Linked DNA regions of Homo sapiens: region 1 is linked to region 2. Evidence: chromatin contacts called from ENCODE Hi-C data. All regions are on one chromosome and are shown on one strand. Each heading gives the region's core, a stretch centred on a gene start or an enhancer-like site at or near the end of the contact. The rest is flanking DNA. Distances are from core to core; before and after follow the strand shown. Region 1 holds the start of STARD13 (StAR related lipid transfer domain containing 13). Region 2 holds the start of KL (klotho).

Region 1 (5,293 bases), core at 1,886-4,385, 270 kb before region 2:
AAACAAGGTACTAATGACATGCTAATGAGAAAATAATGTTACATATTTGCTTTAAATATAGTACCTTGGAAATACAAAATGACAAAAACATGGTGAGCAGGTACATGAATTTATAGATACTACTTGAACTATGAAATAAAACTTTAGCGGCCCTGTATATGCATACAGAAAACCAAATGTTGATATGTGATCCTTCCTAGAGCCCCTTATTAAAATGCTGGCTGATTTTTTGAAAAAATGAGGCTTCATTCTAAGTTGGCTTTTTTTTTTTAATTAGGGAATAAAAATTCCCTTTTTTTAAAAAAAAAAATGTAGGGCCAAGTGTGATTGGTCACGCCTGTAATCCTACCACTTTGGGAAGCTGAGGCAGGAGAAATGCTGGAAGCCAGGAGTTTGCCATCAGCTTAGGAAGCAAAGAGAGACCCCCATCTCTACAACTTTTTTTTTTTTAATTGGCCAGGTGTGATGGTGTGCACCTGGAGTCTCAGCTACTTGGGAGGCTGAGGCAAGAGAATCACTTGAGCCCAGGAGTTGGAGACTACAGTGAACTATGATTGCGCCACTGCAATCCAGCCTGGGAGACAGAGTGAGGCACCATCTTAAAAATAAATAAATAAATTCAATTCTTGCTCTTTATTGCTAAGATTATTTTAATGAAATATTATATGTAGTCATAAATACAAACTTATGATCTTAATGTTTTCAGAACCAGACACCCCAGCACTTTCAACACATTCATGACTATGCAAAAAGGAGACAATGTAAGTTTTATTGTCGTTGTTATTGTTTTATCTAGTAACCTCGCCTTGACACACTGCAATCCTTCTCAGGAAGAATCATTCCACTTGTTTTCATAATAGAATGCAGCCAAGTCAGCAATGAACTGCAAGGTTGGCATTGGAAATGGCCGGTCTATCTTTAAGTGCTCTCCAAAGCTATAAAAAGCTACGTATTTTTTCCTCACCTTTACCTTTTTACCTTTTCCTCACCTTTACTTGGTTTCCCAGAACATGTTCAATGTTCTCAAGTCCCATGCTCCCCTCTTCTTTCTCTCTCCACCCTCCTTCCATTCTCTTCCAGTAAAAAAGTGATAACCACCAAGTGTCTGCCTTGAACAAAAAGTTATGACACAGATGCTCCCAGTGTTGGACCATCAAGCCGAAAGCACGTGCACAAAGCAGCTGATGCAAGCACCTTAATTGGACGGCCACCGGTGCGGACTGAGCTGGGCTCATGAACCTTCCAGGCAGCCAACTTTGCAATATGGTGCTCGACCTTTCTCCATTCGAGCTTCTGCCGAGCAGTTCCTTAGGTCTCAGATCCCTTTCACCTTCCACAGACGATGCTATGGAACAGAAAAACTGCTGCTCAAATCCTAAATAAGAATGGAAAGTGCACAGTATGGCCCCATAGATCTTTCTTTCCCTTCCTGCCATGAAGCCAACCTGAAAACAAAGACATGATGACTCTTGTGTAACCACCCGAAGAGGCTGACAATTACCAACTACGTGAGGTAGTAGGCAATTGTCACATGCTGGGCTGCAGAGATCGTGCTTAACTTGTTTATTCTCATAGCGGGACAGTTATACAAGACGAGCTGCTTCTCAGAATCAGGCTAGCAACAATTCCCTCAGGGAAAGTTGTTAAGGCTTATGGGCCTCGGAGAGCCAGAGTAAGAAGAATCAAAGTCCTAATTTAAATCCTGTTAAACTTTTAATTTGGAAATAATGTAGAAATAATTTCTCATTATTAGACTATAAATTCCCAGCCAGGCTATGTTTCCGTCAGCCAAATGTAGAAGCAACTTGGTCATATACTTTTTGTATCAAAGAACTTTATTCTTTCAGCCCCAGGCTCAGAATTTGATAACATGTTTTCTGTGGACTTTTTCTCTTCACATCAAACAATGTTAAAGAAGAAAAACAGGGAAAATTATAATGACATATACATATATGTCACTCAGTGTGTGTATGTATATATATACACACATATATACACATATATATACACACATATATATATACACGTATATATATACACACACACTCAGATATGGCCAAACTGAATTACTAGCAGTTTGCTTAAACCATATACTCTGGTTCTGGATCTGCACACATGGGTACCTACAGTCTCTTGCAAAGCCCTCCCCAGCCTCTGCCTATCAGAATTCCCCCCATTTTAAAAAGCCTATCCAAATGTCTCTTTCTCTATCTGGCTTGCAATCATCACCCCAGTCAAAAATAATATTGCTCACCTAGCATTGTGTTTGCGTCCTTTTTGAGACATATATATGGCCTCATGTTAGAAGCTTTTGTATAACTTCTCAATGGGTCCTTAGCAGGTTGATGACAGTATCTTTGAAGTACCTTTGCAACTTCTGCAGTGATTCTTGTCTTAAATGATTCAGTGTCTTAAATGTGATAGGCACCTTCTAAGTATTTTACCTCTAGGTGATTAAAAATTGGGGAAGTAGAGAAATCAAAGAGGAAAGGATGCTTAATACGTAACGCGTGTGTACTTTGCCTCTCTGAGTCTTATCTGTAAGAGCCCTCCAATTCCCATCACGTGAGGGTCAGGATCTGTGGTGTATTCACTCCTGGTGTTAAAGCCCTTGAAGTTTATTTTTCACTGGAAAAGTTTTTATTTGAGTTGTTTCTTGATAATGAAGGTGGTGGCTTACGCTCAGCTGTTGATGCTTGTTTGAAGTAGTTTTTTTTTGTTGTGTTGTGTTTTTTAAATTTAAGAGATTTATCAGGTCCATCTTTTACCTGGCTGCTGCTGCCCTGTAGAAAGCGAAGGAGCTTTCTCTAACTTTGACAGGCTGAAAAGTTTCCTGAGCCCTGGACTTGTTTGTCTTCTACTTGTTTTGCCCTTCCCTCTCTCTTTTTCTTTCGACTCCTTTAGTGAGGGCTGCTTTTGGGTGCTTCGTCAGCTCTGAGGCACGTCAAATACGTGTATTTTGCTTTCAGCGTTGTGTGAGGGACCCTGGCGGCTGGAACTGCCTCTGGTCGGGGCTTAGGGCTGACTGCAAACGTTCCCATTTTCCTCTCTTCCTCTCATTGGTTCCCGAGGTCACGTGAGGGCCCCGGGGGTTGGAATTCTGAGTTGTGGCTTTGGCACTCCTCTTTCTTTTTAAAAATCGCTGGGTCTGTTGAGCTGTCCTGGGCTGGGTGCCTTGCTCTTTGACTGAGACTGGAGACAGACGGCAACAGCCACAGGCAGACTGAGGTGGCAATAGGAAATCTGCCGAGATGTTCAGTCAGGTGCCCAGGACCCCAGCCTCAGGCTGCTACTACCTAAATTCCATGACACCTGAGGGCCAGGAGATGTACTTGCGATTTGATCAGACTACAAGACGCTCTCCTTACAGGATGAGCCGGATTCTAGCACGCCATCAGCTAGTGACTAAAATTCAACAAGGTGAGTGGCCGGCAGTGGAAGGCTGTTGCTCATTCTGATTTCTGTTGGCTCTATTTCATGCTAACCCAGTTTTTTTTGTTTGTTTGTTTCCACTTTATAACATATGGATTTCTATGCCACACTACCCGTAACTTTGAAAAATAACTTTAGGCTGCAGTTTTCAGCAAACAGGACAGTCCTTAGCTGCCACATAGCTCAACATAAAGTGCACAAAAAACTTCACGGTGGGACAGTGAATCATAAATTCCCAAACTGACGTGTGTCTACAGAACAGATGAGAACTGTTACTCAGTGTGTATCTTAGGAGCTTTTCTGCAGTTTCCTCACACTCCGTCACATTTAAAATGTGGACACTTGTTTATTTCATTAGGGAGGAGGCGAGGGACTAATGTCCACCCTGCCCAGAGTATTTCGAATATCCTTAGTGAAGAGGAGGAAAGCAAGAATTCTGTTCTAAAGGCCACCAGGCTAAGCACTAGAATCGCATTCTCTTCCTGTTTGTATGTTTATGTCAGCAGTTGCCACAGATGTGTTAATATTGTTTTCCTGGTAGAGAATTAAGGTGTTCGTTCATCTCAAAACAAATCCCGTAACCTGCACACAAAACTCCAGCTTCCTAATGCAAAGAGAAGAGAATATTGATTATAAGCTGCTTGATATTCTTTTTATTCCCAGCCCCTCAAAATACCAGCCTGGAAGTCTGGACATTACTAAAATTTACCAGTCTCAAAAAAAAAAAAAATTTAAAACATGCTCCTTATAGGGTATATCAGTAGAAAGCAGAAAGACGAACATTCCTAAGAAGCCCCTAACACACACGTTTACAGTCAGTTAATGATCACCCTCCTCCTAGACTACAAAAAAGAAATTATTATATTGGTGCTAAATAAGTTAACCAGGAATTTTTAGAGCCGTTCCTAAGAAGCCCCTAACACACGTTGACAGTCAGTTAATGATCACCCTCCTCCTACACAACAAAAAAAGAAATTATTATATTGGTGCTAAATAAGTTAACCAGGAATTTTTAGAGCCATTATAAAAATACAGTTTCCACTTAAATAAATGAGTTTAAGATTATATTGAATATTAAAGAGGAAGTTGGGGTTTGTAATCATGAAAATCTTATTGTAATGTTTCCAGAAAGAACAATATGTATTCTAGCGGGCAGCATTTGATGAGATTGTTTCCTTGGAAATTAGGATTTGTTTGTAAAGGTTCAGGAACTAGTTATGTGTGAAGGATGCTGGTCCTTCCTACATGCTGGTCTGATTTCAGGAAGGATATTATGTCATTGCATAAACTCTGTGTCCAGGTCTTGATTGAATAGAAACAAAAGTAATTATTTCCCTGTGGCTAGATTTAAAAATACTTTAGGCTTAGAATAAAAACCAGCTCCACTTTGGTTTTAGAAATTTCTGACAATGGTGCCTTTCCAAATGCCATCATCTTTATGAACACCGAGGCTTAATGATGCGCTATCATCTACAAGATATAAATGTTCCTCAGCATGCATATCATATGAGAAATATTGCAGAGAACTAGCTGAAATTGCTTTGCAGACCTCCTTAGATGTATTTACAATAATTTATTTTATTTAAATATTATTTATGTTCTTTTTGGAATGAGGGTTATTTTTCCATTCAAGATTTGAAGTTGTGAACACATGCACTATCACTGAACGTGCCCTGTCACACAGACATATGGGCACCCTCAGTTTATGTTTCATTTTTGTCTAATTAGGTAATTTGAGAATTCCCTCTTTTTTATACTGGGCAATGGAGTGTTTGAAGTCAATGAATGCCTAACACTTAAAACTGACAGTTAAGATCACAGGGAAGCAATAAAGATTTCCAACAGTCTTGTGATTCAGAAA
Region 2 (5,367 bases), core at 799-3,298:
ATAAAATCTAATTTAGCCATTATTACAACATTACCAGCAGCTCAGAGCACTAAGTCACCTCAATAACCCAGTACTGCTCTGCCCATATTATCTATGGCTTTAATTAAAAGTGTTTAGAAATGGTTTTAGTACTGACTTTGTTCAGAATATGTGGCTGAATTCTAAATTTAAAAATAAGTCTTCCAGTAGGCCCACAAGTGATCAGAATTGGGTACCAAAAGTTGTACATTTAAACACTTTTATTAAAATGTTTATACATGTACATAAAATATTTTATTGTGATACAAAACTCTGTACAAAGTGTACTAACAACTGACATGATTATAAATGAATCCCCAAAACAATGGTGCCTAAATTTGAACACTAAGGAGAAAAAAGGAGGAAGAAATACTTGAGACAACTTTACCATGGCATAGCAATATTTCCTGCTGTCAAAATTAATAAAATATTTTGCACAAGGGTGTTACAATTAATTTTATCAGGCTAACAATGTCATAAGTGAGGAACCCTTTCAACTGTAGAGAGCACTGTGGAAATATAGATGTGGTAGAACAATCTATATCACCCTGCAGTTGTTTCTGTGTTTCTATGACTAGCTTTGTTTGAGATTGTATAAAGCGGTCTTCACACCCCGGTGAATAAGATTGGTGGATGCAGTTCCCTGCCCTGCCGCAGAAGGGACCTCCAAACACAGTTTAAATCTGACTCTCCGGGAGTTGTGTTTTGACACTTTCACAACAGTGTGAACTTGTGCCACAAGCAAGACAGATCTTATTGGATTAACACTGAACTCGTGACAGCTCCAGAGAGTAATGCTATCTGTGCGGCTTAAGAACAAACGTGTTTCTTTCATCCACCCTGCTCATTCTCTTCCTGCAGTTACTCCTAGCAAATCCTCCCCGCCCTCACCTCTAGGAATTCCTCTACACCCAGAGAAAGGAGTTTCTTTCCTCACTGCGGAAACCTATCACCGCTTCCTTTCCACAGATGGACTCCAAGGGGCACTCACTCGTGTGCCCACTAAGGGATTTCTCTCCTAATTCCACGCCTTCCAAGGGAAGTCAGAACTGCTCAGTTTCCCCCGGTGACCACATACACGTGTCCAAGTGAAGCCTCGTCTGGGGGAGACTCAGTTCCCACACTTCCCCCTGGCCCCTGTGGAGGCCCTCTGTCTCCCCTGCGTGGCCCTCCGCCTGGCCCCTCGCACTCACCAGGAGGAGGTTGTGCGCCACCAGGTACCCGAGCCGCGGGCTGCCCCGGATGCCGGGGGCCAGGCGCCCGGTGGCGTAGCCGTGCCAGGCCACCACGTAGGGGTTGTCGATGGTGATCCAGTACTTGACCTGACCGCCGAAGTGGCGGAAGCAGAGCTCCGCGTAATCCCTGAAGTGGTCGGCCAGGGCGCGGTTGGCCCAGCCGCCGTAGGCGTCCTGCAGGCGCTGGGGCAGGTCCCAGTGGTACAGGGTGACCACGGGCTGCACGCCCAGCTCCCGCAGCCGCTCCAGCAGGCGCCGGTAGTAGCGCAGCCCCTCGCGGTTGGGGACGCCCGCGCTGCCATTGGGGAGCACTCGCGCCCACGAGATGGAGAAGCGGTAGTGAGTGACCCCGAGCTCGCGCAGCGCCTCCGTGTCGCGGAAGACGTTGTTGTAGCTGTCGCTGGCTACGTCCCCGGTGGCGGGCTGCAGCGGCGACGGGGCGCCCAACGGCAGACTGGCGTTCCGGGAGTCTCCCGGGGGTGCCAGGGGGTGGTGGGTGAACGTATCCCAGATGGACGCACCCTTGCCGTGCTGCTGCCAGCCGCCCTCGGTCTGGTAGGCGGCGCTGCCCACGGCCCAGAGGAAGCCGTCGGGGAAGGTGCCCTGGAAGAGGCCCGCGGCCTCGGGGGCAGGAGGCCGCGAGAAACGGGCCCAGGTCTGCGCGCCGTCGCCCGGCTCCGCACGCAGGCGGCGGCCGCCCAGGCCCAGCAGCACCAGCAGCAGCGACAGCGACGGCGGCGGCGGCCGCGGGCGGCGCGGCGGGGCGCTGGCGGGCATGCTGCGCGGGAGCCAGGCTCCGGGGCCCCGCGCCGCGCCCCTTTATGCCCGCGCCCCGCCGCGCCCGCCCGCCCACCGCCGGCGCGCCCACCCCCGCTCCCCGGCGGGCTCCGCTGGCAATAATTACCTGCGAGCCGGGACTGCCTCCGCCCTGGCACTGGGGGCGGGGGCAGGGGCGCCGAGGGCGAGGGGTGCCCGGGAGGGGCGCGGCAGCGGGCAAGGTGCGGCAGGCGTCGCCCGCGGACGTCGGAGAAAGGCACCTGTTTCTCCCAGCTCCCGGGAGCCGTGCAGGACGTTTCGTGGACGCTCAGGTTCATTCTCTTTGCCTGCCGCGCGTCCTCTGAGAGCAGCCCTGGAGCGGCTTCGTCGGGGAGAAAAGGCGCCGACCAACTTTCCCCGACTTGGGGGCGGGATCCTGCCGGGCCCTAGCGGAGCGCGCCGCTGGGGAAGCACCTGCTCTCACTTTTCTCCCACTCGGAGGCCCAAAGAAGCTCCGGCTGGACATTGCTGGAGCCAATTAGGGACTGGCCGAAATCCTAGAGGGACTGCCAGGTGGGACAGCCGAGGGGGAACTTCGCCGTGCGCTGAAAGGGATTCCCCCTTAGGTGAGATGCTCGCGGGGAGACGCGCCCACCCGCGCCCCTCTTTCGAGGAAGACAAAGTAGATTTATGGGTTGCGTTGGGACTGGGGTTTTGCTCTCCCTTTTACTGTTACCTTTTAATAATTTCAAACCAGCACTCTATCTTTGATTAGATCTCTCAGAATACCCTGGTGAACTTCAAATCACAGTCGTTGATTGTTCTCCTGAAAAACCAAACACCAAGTTTCCAATTTTGAGTAAATCTCATTCACCTTTATTATCCTTTGGCATCTGTGTTACCTTTCGGCTCTGACTTAGCAGGTAATCTGTGCAAAGTTGTGCGCACAGGTCTGCTGGAGCGGGAGGTCCCTGGGTCGCACATTTGCCATCTGAGCTGTGGAGGGAAAGGGGAGGGAGAATTTAGCCGGAACACCCATTCCCATCCTCTACAATACAATGGAGCCATGACGTTTTTCCTGTTGCCAAAGAGCCCTTTTGACAGAAGTTGCAGAGCCACAGTGTCCATTTGGATGTGGGTAGATAGGATTGTGGCTAACCGAAATACAGTTGGTGGAGACTGAGAAGGTCTAGGCTCCACCTTTGTGATTTGGGGCAGGAAACCTCTGTAAGCCTAAGTTTCCTCCTCTATAAAATAAGGATGTCCTGTCTGCCCTGCCGCCTCAGAGGCTTGTGAAGTCCAGTGAAAAACTGCGCAAAGGTGACTCAAAGACAGAAAGCCCAGACAAGTGAAGGATCTTGCTAATATCCCTACCTCCCTACCCAGTAAGTCGTGCCTTAGTTTCCTCACCCGTACACGTGTGTTGAATGACCAAGATCCTCACAGAGGTGCATCCATTCTCCCCCAGTGATCTATCTTCCCTGCATTATTTAATACAAATTTAAAGGCAATAACATTTTAAATGTTGCAGATGAAGGTGCTTTTATTAATTCCCCTGAAATATAAGCACAAATTTATTCCAGTATTTTATGAAATATTCCCAACTCCAGCCAGCATATATTACCATGATTAGTAAGATTAAGTCTTCAGATTGAAACAGAGTTACTGCCATTCTGTTAAATATAGCATTTACATTTTTTCAATAAATACGAAATAGCAAACCATGACACTTCAGCAATTTTAAAAAATTACAGCACACAACTTCACTGTCACGCTGTCTTCCAGCTAAATTTAAAAAGCTACGTCTACATGGAGTATCACATTTCCCTTCTAGAAGTGAAGATTGGAGTGTCTGTTGGGTTGTAGCTTGTTAAGTTTCAATTAGAAATGCTTCATGGGTCTCATGGAAAATCGCTTAAGCTAAGTATTCATTTATTGATGTATGGTCTGTTTGCTCAGGGCAGATTTTATCTATTGCTATTTTTACTTGACCAGCAGCATTTTTTAAATTTTAAAGCAGTGATTAAAAAGCAAGACCAAGTTAACTAAACGTTTCACATTTGAAATTTGTCTGCCACATAGGCACATGCATCTCAAAGCTTTAAGCATTCCAAGACATGTTCCCAGATGATTGTTCATTTAACCCAGTGATAAAGATTGCATGATGATTAAACTTTATTTCCAGAACTTTCTGTTTATTAAGGTTCTGTTCATGGTTACTAAGTTCTGGGTTCCACAAGTGTGAGACGGAGTCTCACTCTGTCGCCCAGGCTGGAGTGCAGTGGCATGGTCTCTGCTCACTGCAACCTCTGCCTCCCAGGTTCAAGCAATTCTCCTGTCTCAGCCCCCCAGTAGCTGGGATTATAAGGGCACACCACCACACCTGGCTAATTTTTGTATTTTTAGTAGAGACAGGGTTTCACCATGCTGACCAGGCTGGTCTCAAACTCCTGATCTCCTGTGATCCACCCACCTCGGTCTCCTAAAATGCTGGGATTACAGGTGTGAGACACTGTGCCCGGCCTAGTGCTGCTGCTTATTTATTTTGGCTTTATTTTGGTTTTTATTTTTTACAACCACCTTCAAACATCTGAAACTTGGGTTTCAAATGCAAATAAGAGATTAATTACTTGCTGTGCTTTGAACAGGAAGGTGAAGTTATTGATGCATTGAAGAAAAGGACATTGTAAATTTATTTACTGACTTTGATTTTGGTGACAATTTCAACACTGAAAGTTGTCAACAATCTGATCAACTTTTCCTCCATTCTCCACATTCCTTCATCCAGTGCCTTCCCACCTGTTCTCTTTCCTATTGTGTTCCCAGGACGATGGGAGCCTTTTAACACCAATGGAGCAGGAGATGCACTGATTCACATGCACCCAAATACAACACCAACCCCACAAGCTCTCAGCTCACCAGTCACAGACATCACCTTCTACGGACATATTTTTATTTCACTGAGCTACAACTACGGGCAAGGCAACGACGAGCTGTGTGGAGACTTCAAAACATAGAGGACAACCTCTGCCCTCAAAGACAACATCCAACTGAAGAAAGGATCAAGAAAGATGAAAATAAATAAGTTGTTTGATTATGCTGTGTTAATAAATGACCCATAGAATAATTGTCAGAGAAATTCAGAAGAAGAAGAAATTACCCTATTTTGAGTTGTTTGGAAAAGTTTAACAGAGAAAAATATGACAATATCTGGGGTTTAAAGAGTAAAACTCGCACAAAGACCTGGAGGGAAGGAATCAAGAGATGCCAACACTGAAGAAAAAAACATGTTCATAGTGTATTCGTGGTGAAAAGAAAGGGTTTTTGTGCGCAAGGAAGTAATGGACCAAAATGCAGT

Evidence for each region. A loop is a pair of places that touch in the nucleus more often than their neighbours do. Pooled maps may share reads with other maps.
Region 1: a loop to region 2 is called in a map of sigmoid colon, with 2.7 times the contacts of the local background. The contact joins the promoter of STARD13 here to the promoter of KL in region 2. A Hi-C loop is called at or near these places in 1 of 168 maps with a recorded cell type or tissue (sigmoid colon) and 5 of 50 pooled maps.

Annotation. Positions count from the first base shown.
Region 1 is chr13:33,283,597-33,288,889 of GRCh38, reverse strand. It overlaps STARD13 (StAR related lipid transfer domain containing 13), which reads left to right and starts at 3,135. Exons shown (of 14, transcript NM_178006.4): 1 at 3,135-3,420. The coding sequence starts at 3,252. RefSeq lists enhancers at 2,833-2,962, 2,973-3,032.
Region 2 is chr13:33,013,104-33,018,470 of GRCh38, reverse strand. It overlaps KL (klotho), which reads right to left and starts at 2,048. Exons shown (of 5, transcript NM_004795.4): 1 at 1,212-2,048. The coding sequence starts at 2,030. LOC124903151 (translation initiation factor IF-2-like) reads left to right here and starts at 2,018. Exons shown (of 2, transcript XM_047430819.1): 1 at 2,018-2,635; 2 at 4,836-5,367. The coding sequence starts at 2,029. The coding sequence ends at 5,026. RefSeq lists enhancers at 1,023-1,082, 1,291-1,868, 1,869-2,444 and silencers at 1,153-1,252, 1,943-2,012.